Regions from separate parts of the Mus musculus genome. Here region 1 is linked to region 2. Evidence: chromatin loops called from intact Hi-C (ENCODE). Cell type or tissue: gastrocnemius. All regions are shown on one strand. Each heading gives the region's core, and the rest is flanking DNA. Links, peaks and the distances in the headings are about the cores only.

The links. Hi-C counts contacts between places; a loop is a spot of excess contacts. Peaks named below come from ENCODE experiments on the same cell type or tissue, not always from the same donor. Only the 100,000 strongest peaks of a DNase experiment are listed, where the experiment ranks them.
Region 1: it touches region 2 in a loop (3-fold over the local background); 3 of 42 quality-filtered maps call a loop at or near these places.

The regions. Positions count from the first base shown.
Region 1 is chr11:79,960,163-79,965,538 of GRCm38, forward strand. It overlaps Utp6 (UTP6 small subunit processome component), which reads right to left and starts at 2,225. Exons shown (of 19, transcript NM_144826.3): 1 at 2,056-2,225; 2 at 585-669. The coding sequence starts at 2,147. In gastrocnemius, for the core only: a CTCF peak has its summit at 2,294; DNase peaks (open chromatin) are centred at 1,346 and 2,299; H3K4me3 peaks cover 2,001 bases; H3K27ac peaks cover 1,322 bases.
Region 2 is chr11:79,708,416-79,713,791 of GRCm38, forward strand. Mir193a (microRNA 193a) reads left to right here and starts at 3,554; the gene lies at 3,554-3,619. In gastrocnemius, for the core only: CTCF peaks have their summits at 2,556 (motif pointing right) and 4,520 (motif pointing right); DNase peaks (open chromatin) are centred at 2,590, 2,812, 3,469 and 3,700; H3K4me3 peaks cover 2,831 bases; H3K27ac peaks cover 3,195 bases.

The DNA.
Region 1 (5,376 bases), core at 213-5,212, 250 kb after region 2:
TGACAATTCATCCTATATGTTTAATCTCAACATCAATCTCTTGTCCATTTAGAAGATGGAAAAAATCTCAAAGCAAACCTCTTTTGCAGGTTGACAGTGCTAAGCAAGCCCTCTACAGACCTTCCAACCGCCTGCCGTTGTCAAACTCCTCTAGCAGGCCCACTGCCAGAAGACAAGTTTCCTGCTAAAATCCTGATACACAATGATGTTGCTGATCTACTGACCCAACAGGAGGAAATAGTTCACTCTGACAAGGACCAAGCCTTATTGGGCAATTGCCCTCCACACAGTCATCTCTGATCCTAATTTTAAAAAACGTGCACACAATCATAGAATTCTGGATTTCTGTAGAAAACTGCTGTGAAGCTCACCACTGTCTGATTTAAAATTCTTGAAGGGAGCTGGGCGTGGTGGCGCACGCCTTTAGTCCCAGCACTTGGGAGGTAGAGGCAGGTGGATTTCTGAGTTCGAGGCCGGCCTGGTCTACAAAGTGAGTTCCAGGGCTACACAGAGAAATCCTGTCTCGAAAAACCAAAAAAAAAAAAAATTCTTGAAGGGAATTAAAAAGCTATAGACTCACTCACTTGAACATAGTTGATAAAGTCTTCCTTGAGAAGGGTTCTCCGATGTATTTTGTATTCTAGGTCGGAAGCCTTCTTGATGATAGCCCTGCAGAGAGAGCAAATTACACTGTGACATTTGAGAGGTTAAATGTGATTTTTATTTGGGATATACCGAAAACGGACATTTAACAGGAACATCTAGTTCCTGAACACAGTTATCTTCCACAGGCAAAGCACGCATTCTCTTACACACTTACTCTATGCTGTTACACACTTACTCTATGCTGTTAAGAACATCCACATACAGTTTTAAACTTTCAGGAAAATCACCTCAGTTGCCAAGATCATTACTGTTCCCACCAGCAAAGTAAATAATGCCTAATGCTTTTTATTATTTATACATACTAACAAAGATTTCTCCTCCAAATTTAGGCTACTTAGGGGCTTGTCTTGGGGTGTGTGTGTGTGTGTGTGTGTGTGTATGTATACATTCTCTAGAATCAAACTCAAGGCGTTGGCATGCTAAGCAAGCACTCTGCAATGCTCTTAGCTTCAATGCTTAGGTTTTTGTTAACCAAATCTCTATCCTAAAATCTTGGGTCTATTTTCAGCATGTAAATTCTTAAAACCTAAATTGTCTCTAACTAAATATTACGACAAAGGAGTGAGCATACATGTGTTCTAAGAAAAACAGAATACTCAAGACAATATTTAAGAATGGTAACACATTTAGCACCGCGCCCCCCTTGTTTTTCCAGACAGGTAGCACTCACAGGGATCCGCCCACCTCTGCCTCCCAAGTCCTGGGATTGAAGGCCGGTGCCCTGACTCCGGGCAACATTTAGCACTTTCTAAGCGTCCTCGCGGTGTTTCCTAACGTTTTTCTTTGCGGATCCTACACTCACACTACTACTGCACTTTTATCTAGAGTCATAGAAAAGTAAACTGTTACAGAAAATCACTAAAAGTAACTGATTTTACCAAATTACCAAATGCCAACTATATTCCGTGCCCTGTGGCAGAGCGCTAAAGAAGCATAGGAAATGAATTGAATGGTCTTCAGTCTATAAGTTTAGTTAGGGAGACCTACCCACTCCCCCTGGGCTTCCGTGGCGCTGTACTCGACTATCTAAAGCTGTATACCCCAAACTTTTAAACTATAACCATTTTCTAATCGGAATTCTCCCGCCATTCACACTGCCCAGTATCCTTGACGGGCTAGGATCCTGGCTGGATCACCTTTACGGCCGCAAGACCCTGACCATTGGATGACGGTCAGTAGGAAGGGTAAACGGACTGATTATGGATCGCATTGCAATACGTTAAAGTTGAATTCTGACCGTGGTCAAATTCCAGCCACGGACTTTTCCCTCTGCTAGCATGGTAGCTACAAACAAACTCAGAAAAGTCAGCACGCCGGTCCCCGCCACACACTGGCCTCAAGCTCCCCTCCGGCCTCCCCGCTCCTTCCTCTTCCCTGATCCTCTCTCACTTAATCTCCGCGTGACTGAAGAGTCCGATGCGCTCCAGCTGTTCCAACTCCGGGATTCGATCTTCTATACGTTCCTGAATTATCTCCGCCATGAGGCTGGAACTTCACAAGCAGCCGGGCGGCCGATAAGCGTAGAGAACAGCCACCTTTCAGCCTCACTCTTAGTGATTGACTGAACGTGCTTCGTAAGTCCCGCCTTTTCCGCTTCCGCCATTGGGGAGCCCCTCTTTTCTAGCGAAGCCGCTGTCGCCTCCCTGTGGTTGACTATAGGATTGCAGCAAGAACCTTTTCCGGTCTGGGAATGCATCTTTTGCGGGGGCGGGGCTGGGGGCGGGGCTAAATCCTCGCGCCTCGGAGACCGGAAAAAGCTCCTCCCGGAATACCTGATAGGAGCTTTAAGTACGCTACCTGGAAGTCATTTGTTTTTATCATGCTCCTGTCGCAGGTTCTCGCTTCTCGTCACCGAGAACACTGAAAACTAAAAAATGTAACTGAAGACGATATTGTTAATTATGCAAATTCGATGAGGCTCTAAGGCTGCGGACCAGCTGCCCTGGTCTTAGTCGGCTGGCTTCACGAAACCAGTATGGTAACCGTGCATTTTCACGTCCCAATGAAAGCCTCTGAATGGTTGGTTCTTTTTAAAATGGTGAGAAAAAATGTATTATTTAAATAATTAGGGCCATCGTGCTACCTAGCCTGGCAACCTAAATTCGGTAGAAGGAGAGCACTGACTCCTGCAAATTATCCTCTGATCTCAACACGCGTTCTATGGCGCGTGTGCCCGCCCACGTGAATACACACACGGTTTTTAAATTAAAAATAAATATCTTGACCTATGTAGACAAAATACTTCAAAATTTTAGGCACTGGATAAATAGCAGAAACTGTCATTTGTTTTAGAAAACAATGAAAAGTTTGAAAGTTGGTGAAATAGATCAATATTTACACAGATCTTCCTTACAACATTGTCCAAGCAAATTAGTGTTTCTAAGAGATCCACCTTGGAAGCAACATTGCTGTATAATTACTACCACCTTAAAAAAAAAATCTGTGGTTCCCTTCTCTGTTAAGTTCTGGAAGATGATAAAAAGCCAAAGCAGGGCTTCTTGCTAGACCTGTTATTAGAACACTCACGTCGTTACCCCGGTCTTCTACGTGATTTATGAGAGGGAACTAGACTTCATAGTCACCCAGAGCCACCCAGCTCCTTGCTTTCCTTCCCTTTCTGTTTCACATCTTGTCCCACTGGCCTCAGAACTGACACAAAGGTCAATGTGAGCTTCATCACTTCCCAGCCCTTTCAGATCTAAGATCTGAGACATGGAAGGAAATCATGTATGTAAATTAAAGATGCAGTTTCCTTGTAATAGTAACGCAGGACTTGTTGTTATTAGTCAGAATGGGGATGACTGTGAACAGCAAGTCCAGTGTGGGCAGGAAGCTTGTAATAATAAAAAAAAAAATCAACAAATAAATGCGCAAGTGTAAGGCATTTATAACGTTTCTTTAAGTTCAAGGAAGTCAACAAGCCTGACAGATTGTAATCCTTCCTTTCCAGACAAATTTGACAGAGAGTAATGAGCTAACTACAGTTCTTTGTTGTTTTTTTTTTTTTTGGTTTTTTTTTTTTTTGCTAACTACAGTTCTCAACTGTGCTCTCCACTGTTGTTTTGATATTTAGCTGTTATACTTATCTTGCCTTAAGAATTACTATAATAAAAATGACAAAATCGTCTCTTCACCTCAGCCTGTCATAATAACAGCTGTCTCACTATGTGCCCAGTACTATGAGCAAGGCTGTGATCTTCATGTGAATCACATGAATGTTTTATTTTTGGTTGTGAGCCTAGCCTTTACAGGCTGAGCCATCTCTCCAGCCCAGTGTTTTATTCATTTAGCTGACCCTGGTGGTGAACACCTTTAATCCCAGCATTTGGGAGGCAGAGGCAGGTGGCCATCTTTGTTTGGTTGTTTGTTTGGTTTGGTTTGGTTTTTGAGATAGTGAATCTCTTATGCATACCAGGCTGTCTTGGAACTCTCTCTGTAGACCAGGCTGGCCTCTTATTCAGAGATCCATTTACCTCTGCCTCCCCAGTGCTGAGATAAAGGCATGCAATATCACACACAACTCTATTTTGTATCATCATCATCACCATTATATCAACCTAAGAAGGCTGAAAACACCTACTAAGGAATGGGGATGGGAGGGGACATCTAGTTCAGTGGGCTAGTGATAGAACACAGACAGTCCTAAGCTCAATCCTCAGAAACAGTTCACCCCCCCGGAAAAAAAAAAAGGAAAGAAGAAAAGGAAAAATTACCAGCCTTCGTCTCTAAAACACATTTACATGAAGTTTGCATTTTATTTCACATAACTCACTAGTATAGCTTTACACTCCTGATCCTGATCAGCCAGAATCTCCCATGTGCTGGCACTGTGGGCCACTGTGCTTGGCTTTTATTTGTTTGTTTGATTGTGTGTGTGTGTGTGTGTGTGTGTGTGTGTGTGTATTATATGTATGTATGTATTGCATACATCTATGTATTTGCACCACTCATGTGTCGTGTCTAATGCCCAAATCAGAAGAAGGTGGCAGGTACCCTAGGACTAGTTGCAGATGTTTGTGAGTTGCCACGTGGGAAGTCCTCTGTAAGAGCAGCAGGGTCTTAACCACACTGAGCCATCTCTCCAGCTCCCGTGTGCTTGGCTTTTTAAGTAGTTGTTTTGTTTGTTTTAATCTGTTGTGTGTATGACGTGTGTATGATATGTGTTGGTGTGTATGTGTGTTAGTGTGTATGATATGTGTATAATGTGTATATGATGTGTGTTTGTGTGTATGATGTATGTCTCTGTGACTGAATGATGTGAGTTTGTATGAGTGTGTGGACCCACGGGACAATGTTGGGTGTTGAGCCCTGCCTTCCACTTTCTCCCAGTTGATGCTTGAAGCAAACAACCTGGCCCTTGAGTTTCCTGGGATTCTCCTGTCTGCACTCCTGGAGAACCTGGGTGACAGGTGGGTGCTTTACATGAATTCTAGGGATTCCAGTTTCTGGGGATCCAAACGCTGATGCTCATACTTGTATGGTAAGTACTTTAACCACAGAACCAGCTCCCAAGTCAAGTGGTTATTGTAATATAGAGTTTCATGATCCCTGTCTCAATGACCAAGAAAGAGAGAGGCCAGAAAGATGGATTCTGATCACCTACAACCTTCAAGGAACAGTTCATCCCCATTTTGGTGCTGATGAGCCAGTTTGGAAAACAGCAAACTGCCTTCTGCTAAGATCCTGAGACAATCTCACAAGAATCCCACC
Region 2 (5,376 bases), core at 103-5,102:
AGTGGGGGCTGGTGTGGATTGGGCAAAGCCTCCCTCCCCTGTCCCCCCCACCCCCAAATCACTGAATGTGAGCTAGATTTAGACCAGGTAGCTCTGATAGAGGATAGTCTTGTGCATAGTTGCATAGTTGTATACCCTTCCTAAAAAGTAATAGGTCACAATGACTGACACACCACACACACACACACACACATGCACACGCACGTGCGTGCACATACACACAGGGGCTGGGGGAGGAGGCTTAATAAAGACGTCAATCAAACCAGACCTACAGGAGACCTAGTGGCACAGGCTTGAAATTCCAGTTACTCAGGAAGCTGAAGCAGGAAGATTAAATGTTCACGACTACCTGAGCTACAGAAAGATACTCAAAGCCAGCCTACGGAATTTACTTAGACCCTTGTCTCAAAAAAATGTTTTAAGGGTCGAAGATACAGCTCAGTGCTAGAGTACTTGCCTACCCAGAGTGAGACCCTTGGTTCCATTCCCAATGCCATTAAAATAAGTAAATAAATAAATCTATCCTAAATGGCAGAGCAAAAAAAGAGGCTTGTAGAACTCTGGCCAAAGGCTTGGCCCTCAACCAAGGACGTTGGGACCTTCCAAACACTTACTCTGCCCACAGAAAGTCATTCAGAGACTCCTGTGCCCAGGTCAACAGTGACATTGTATAGACAAAGGTCATCAAAATCAAGTAGCAGTCAGTGCTAATGTCCTTCCCCTTTCCGCAGCTGGGTCCGGGCAAGCTGGGAGAAGTCACAGAGGGGAATACCTCTCACCTTGCCAATGTGGGAACTGAAGCCCACGGGGAGGGAATCACCTGTGGACGTCTTCGTGGGCGGTGGGGAGTGAAGAAGGTTCCACCCGTAGACAAACCTAGTGATCCTAGGGACGTTTCCTGCAGTAAACGGCCCCTCCCTGGTGTTCCTCCCTCATAAAATTATCTGGGCTAAGAGAAGACATCAAGGTAAACTGCTATATATGAGGGGTGTGTGAACCCCATGCTGCCCATGGCTATAGGTTCTTTGTAACTCTTTGTTCTCTCTGAACACCAGGTGACAGCAATACTTAAAACAATTAGATTTTAAACTGTTAGCTGCTGTTTTTTTTACTAACACTCTAAAGTGTTTTTTTTTTGTTTTTTTGTTTTTTTGTTTTTAATAACCTATCAAGGTTTGGGAAATGCTCCTTCCTATCTGTAGCCCACATTAGCATTTGCCTTGGGATGTGCTGGGGCATCAGGAGCCCTTGCAAGATGGAGCCAATAGACTGTGACAACCTTTCAGGAATCCTTCCTTTCGCTGGGTCCCTTTCTGGCCCTGGAGGCAGGACCAGTCCCACTGTCTGGCTTGACCAGTGCCTGTGCTCATCTTCCCTACAGGGCCACCCCAAGAAGCAAGGGATTCTGTCTGTTTATGGACTAGCTAGTGACGGAGAGGAGGCATTTGTCATGTAAGGAGAAGGCCAGAGCCCTAGTAACCGTCCTTCTCTAGTGTAATGTGGCCTTGCAACCTGCCTGTGGCTACCCCAAATTTGCAGAATTTCCTTTCTTGACCACCTTTGATTCCATTGATGGGATTAGCCCCCCTCCCCCAGCCATGTCCTTTGATGTGGGCAGGGGATAGCAGGAGGAGGTGCCAAGTAGCAAATCTTAACCTCTGGAGGGTTTCTCCGGATTCGGTGTCTGGGTAAACCCATTACATCCCTGTTCTTTTATCCCTCCAGGACACTGGCTCCTCTAGGCTCCTGAATCTCACAGATCCAAAGGGTCTGTCAGACATCAATAAAAGGCAGCATCACGGGCCACGCCAGGGTATCCTCACCAGGGCATCCTCCTTTCTGCCCCGGGCTCTGAAATAGTAGGGATTACAGAAGCCTGAAGCCTGCACCCATCTCCTTTAAGGGCATGGAGCCTTCTGCCCTCAAGCTTTTTCAGAGCTGTTGTCTTTTGAGCACCTGCCTCAGCGCATCTGTCTGTCCTAATCGGGGAATCTGAGTGTCACAAGCGCTCAGCCCCGCCACAGGATTTAAAGCGTGCATTGGATAGTGGGGCCAGGAAAGAGGAGATAGGAACGTAGCCAATGTCACGGTATTTTAAGTAAATGATTGCAAGATTCCACCTGAAGATAGTTAGGGAACTCAGTCTCGGTGGTTATTTGGGCTTCTCTAGGGCCCCTGGAATCAATCTTCCGCTGATTTATTTTGGTAGAAGCCTAAGGATGGTACACATCCAATTAACCCTTTGTACGCCGGCAGAGAGGTAAGAGAGAAACCGGTAGCGGGTTAGGCTTTCACCTCTACAGTTTTCGGTTACTCCCATCTGTATCGCAGCATCTCAGTCCCACCCTTAAAGGAACCCAGGTTTTCAAGAGGTTCTCTCCCTGGGAACTACACTGGGTACTTTAAATATATCATCTATTGGGGTTGCCAAGAAGCCCTCAATGGCAGGTCTGACCTAGGTTGCGGGTAGGGTGATCGAGGCCCGCTGCAGGGTGCTGCAGGGCGCTGCTCCGCGACAGTCGCGCGGCCCGAGAGCAGGGTGGCCGGCAGGGGGCTCCCGGCGCCGGTCTTCACGGGAGAAAGCCCCGGCAGCGGATCGGACCGGTCAGAGGAGGAAAGGGGAAAATTACTGAGGCTCGGGGGGCAGGAAGGGCTGCGTGACTGGGTGGAAGGCACTTGAGACTGTCTAGTCGGGTGGCTCAGATCCTCTGCCCCGGGCGATTCTGGAGAGGGACACCCCAACCCACTCCAGGGTCTTTCCGCCCAGATTGTGAGCGTGAGCCGGCGTCTCGGCCGGGGGCGGCGCCGGTGAGGGGCGGGCGGAGGGCGGACCGGGGCGGAGCGCGGTCCGCTGGGCTCGAGGAGGCTGCGCTGGGCGGGCGCTGGCCGTGTGGGTCCTCCGGGAGCCGCGGGGCGCGCAGCCTTCCTGATGTGTCACCAGCACGTGGAGCCAGATAGCGCCGAGAGAGCAAGCGAGAGGAGCCCCGCAACTTTCCGGGGACCCCGCAGCAGCGCACATGTCTTCCGGGGCGCGGCGGGGGCCCTGCGGCGATCCCTAGGTCCCGGAGCAGGTCTCGAGAGGCCGGGGACCCTCGGCCGGGAGCGCACGAAGCTGCGGGAACATTGGGGTACGTGGCGCGGGCTGCGGCCGCGGTGCGGGAGGAAGCAGCCTGCGTCGCCGCGGCTCGGTCCCGCCTCGCCGAGCTGAGCGCAGGTAACCGGGCAGCGCACCGCTGGGCCTCGCGGGCACGGAGTGTGGGCGCTGGGAAGTTTCTCGGCGTGCAGCCCTTGCGCTCGGGTGGATATGAGGCGGGGGGCGTCCGGGGGCGCTCACTCCCGGCGTCTCCAAGACTGCCCTCTCGGTCAGGGTGCGCTGCGCGTCGTGTAAACCTTCGAGGGCTGGTTTTGGAGCCCTCGGGGCCGAGGCCGGGAGGGGCAGGTGGCTTCTTTGAGAAACTGTCCTCGAGCCAAGAGCGGGCGGCGGGACTCATGCCCTGGGCAGCCCGTCGTCGGGGGACGCACGGCATCCGGAACTCCAAGACGGACGGGAGCTGAGAGCTGGGTCTTTGCGGGCAAGATGAGAGTGTCAGTTCAACTGGCCTACAAAGTCCCAGTCCTCGGTCCCCAGGACCGGCATTTTCTTCACTCTCCTCGCCGCCCGCAGCCCGCCCCTTCTTGGTCCTCGTGCGCTCCGGCTGGGCCCCCCCCTCCCATGTCCATCGGGATAGAAGCGACTGGAAAGGCGTGCGCCGCGGGATGTCTGTGCGGTTTTGGGGGGAATCTCTTGCTTCGGCAGAGAAACCGCAACGTGCTTGAATGTCCTGGGGTGGGGGAGAAAGGACGTTTTTCTTCTGTACCGGCCTGCCTTGCTGTATGGCGCCAACCTTGAGTTTGGGGGTGGGGAAGCTAGAGCCTGGTTTCTGGACTTACTCCTGGGGAGGTGGCCTCGATGCGGAGCCCAACTCCAGGTCCTAAGTGGAGTCTGTGGACACTTCTCTAACCAGTCTTTTGCCCTCTTTAATAACCCATTACTGACCCCCATCAAGTTTTATGCTGAAAAAGCCCCCCCCCCCAGTTCTATTGCTCTTAAAACTTTGCTTACCACCCCCACCCCCACACAAAATTCCATACAAAGCCCTGAAATCTCGAGTTCCTGACCTTGGTCCCTTTTGTCATTTTGTGTTGTGTGACTGTTCTAGGAGCACTTAGCAGACTTGAACTCCGTGTATGAAGGGCAAGCTGACCAATAGGGCACCTCCTGCCCCCTTCTTCCTGGCATTAGGAAATGAGAGAGGTTTCTAGAAGCTGGGAGGCTGGAGACAGAGAAACTAGGTTGGTCCACCACTTTGTACAAAGTTGCACAAAGACCATATAAGAGGTATTCCCCCCCCCCCCGGCTCCCCGTGCTTGTGAACCACGTGCAAAGTAGTCCCTGTGCAAATCACACTCGGGCTGCTGTCCCTGTCCCTTGCTGGCATGTAGCAGTAGGGACAGGAGAGGGAGCCAGGTGTGGAGAGAAGTCTCAGAAATGTGGTGTCGGGCCGGCTGATGAGCCCCAGCAAGGATCATAGCCCGAGCTGTGTCTGTGCTAGCTCTAGTTGATGGAGTACACTGGTGCCTGAAGAATGGGAGAAAAGAGTTTCTTTGACCAGGGTGTAGATTTCCTACCATCTTGATAGATGACCATTTTGAGACAACTGTTTAGGGAGTGGACAAAAGGCACTTCTGGAAGCCTCGTTCCTAATTAAGAAAAATGCTTTCTTTGGGGGTGCAGAATCAGGCTGGAAAAAACAGCTTATCCTGTTGTCCCAGCCCCCAACATCAGTCCCGAAAAGTAAATGAAGTGGAAATCTCCATAGTATTGTGTAGTCATAAACCATCCACAGACGTGAGCCGGAGCCGAGCGATGCAGAAAAGCTTGCCGGACTGGCTGCTTGGCACCCACCCTGGAGGGGCCAAACTTTGGAATCTGGGACATAAGTCACTGGGAATCAGGAGCTCCTAGCATCCAGGACCTGCAGTTCCTAGTCAGGCATGGCTGTGGCCAGCTGTTAGGGATTCAGTTAGATAATGATTTGGTCCTTCATTGCTTTAGGGTAAGTGAATTGTTTAATTTTGCCTTTCTTTTCTCTCCTTTGGAAGGAAGGAAGGAAGGAAGGAAGGAAGGAAGGAAGGAAGGAAGGAAGGAAGATTGACCGAGATAGGCATTAGGCTGGGTTGGCCTCTCCTCTAGCAGCTGATTTCTGCTTTTAAATAAGCAAATGCATTTAGCAAAAGCAAATGCTTCACTTGAGGACTTTGCGGCTCTGCCGTGTCTCCTGGCAGACTCCTCCTTCCTGGCCCCAGCACCTCACCCTATTCCATCCTTGGAAGATG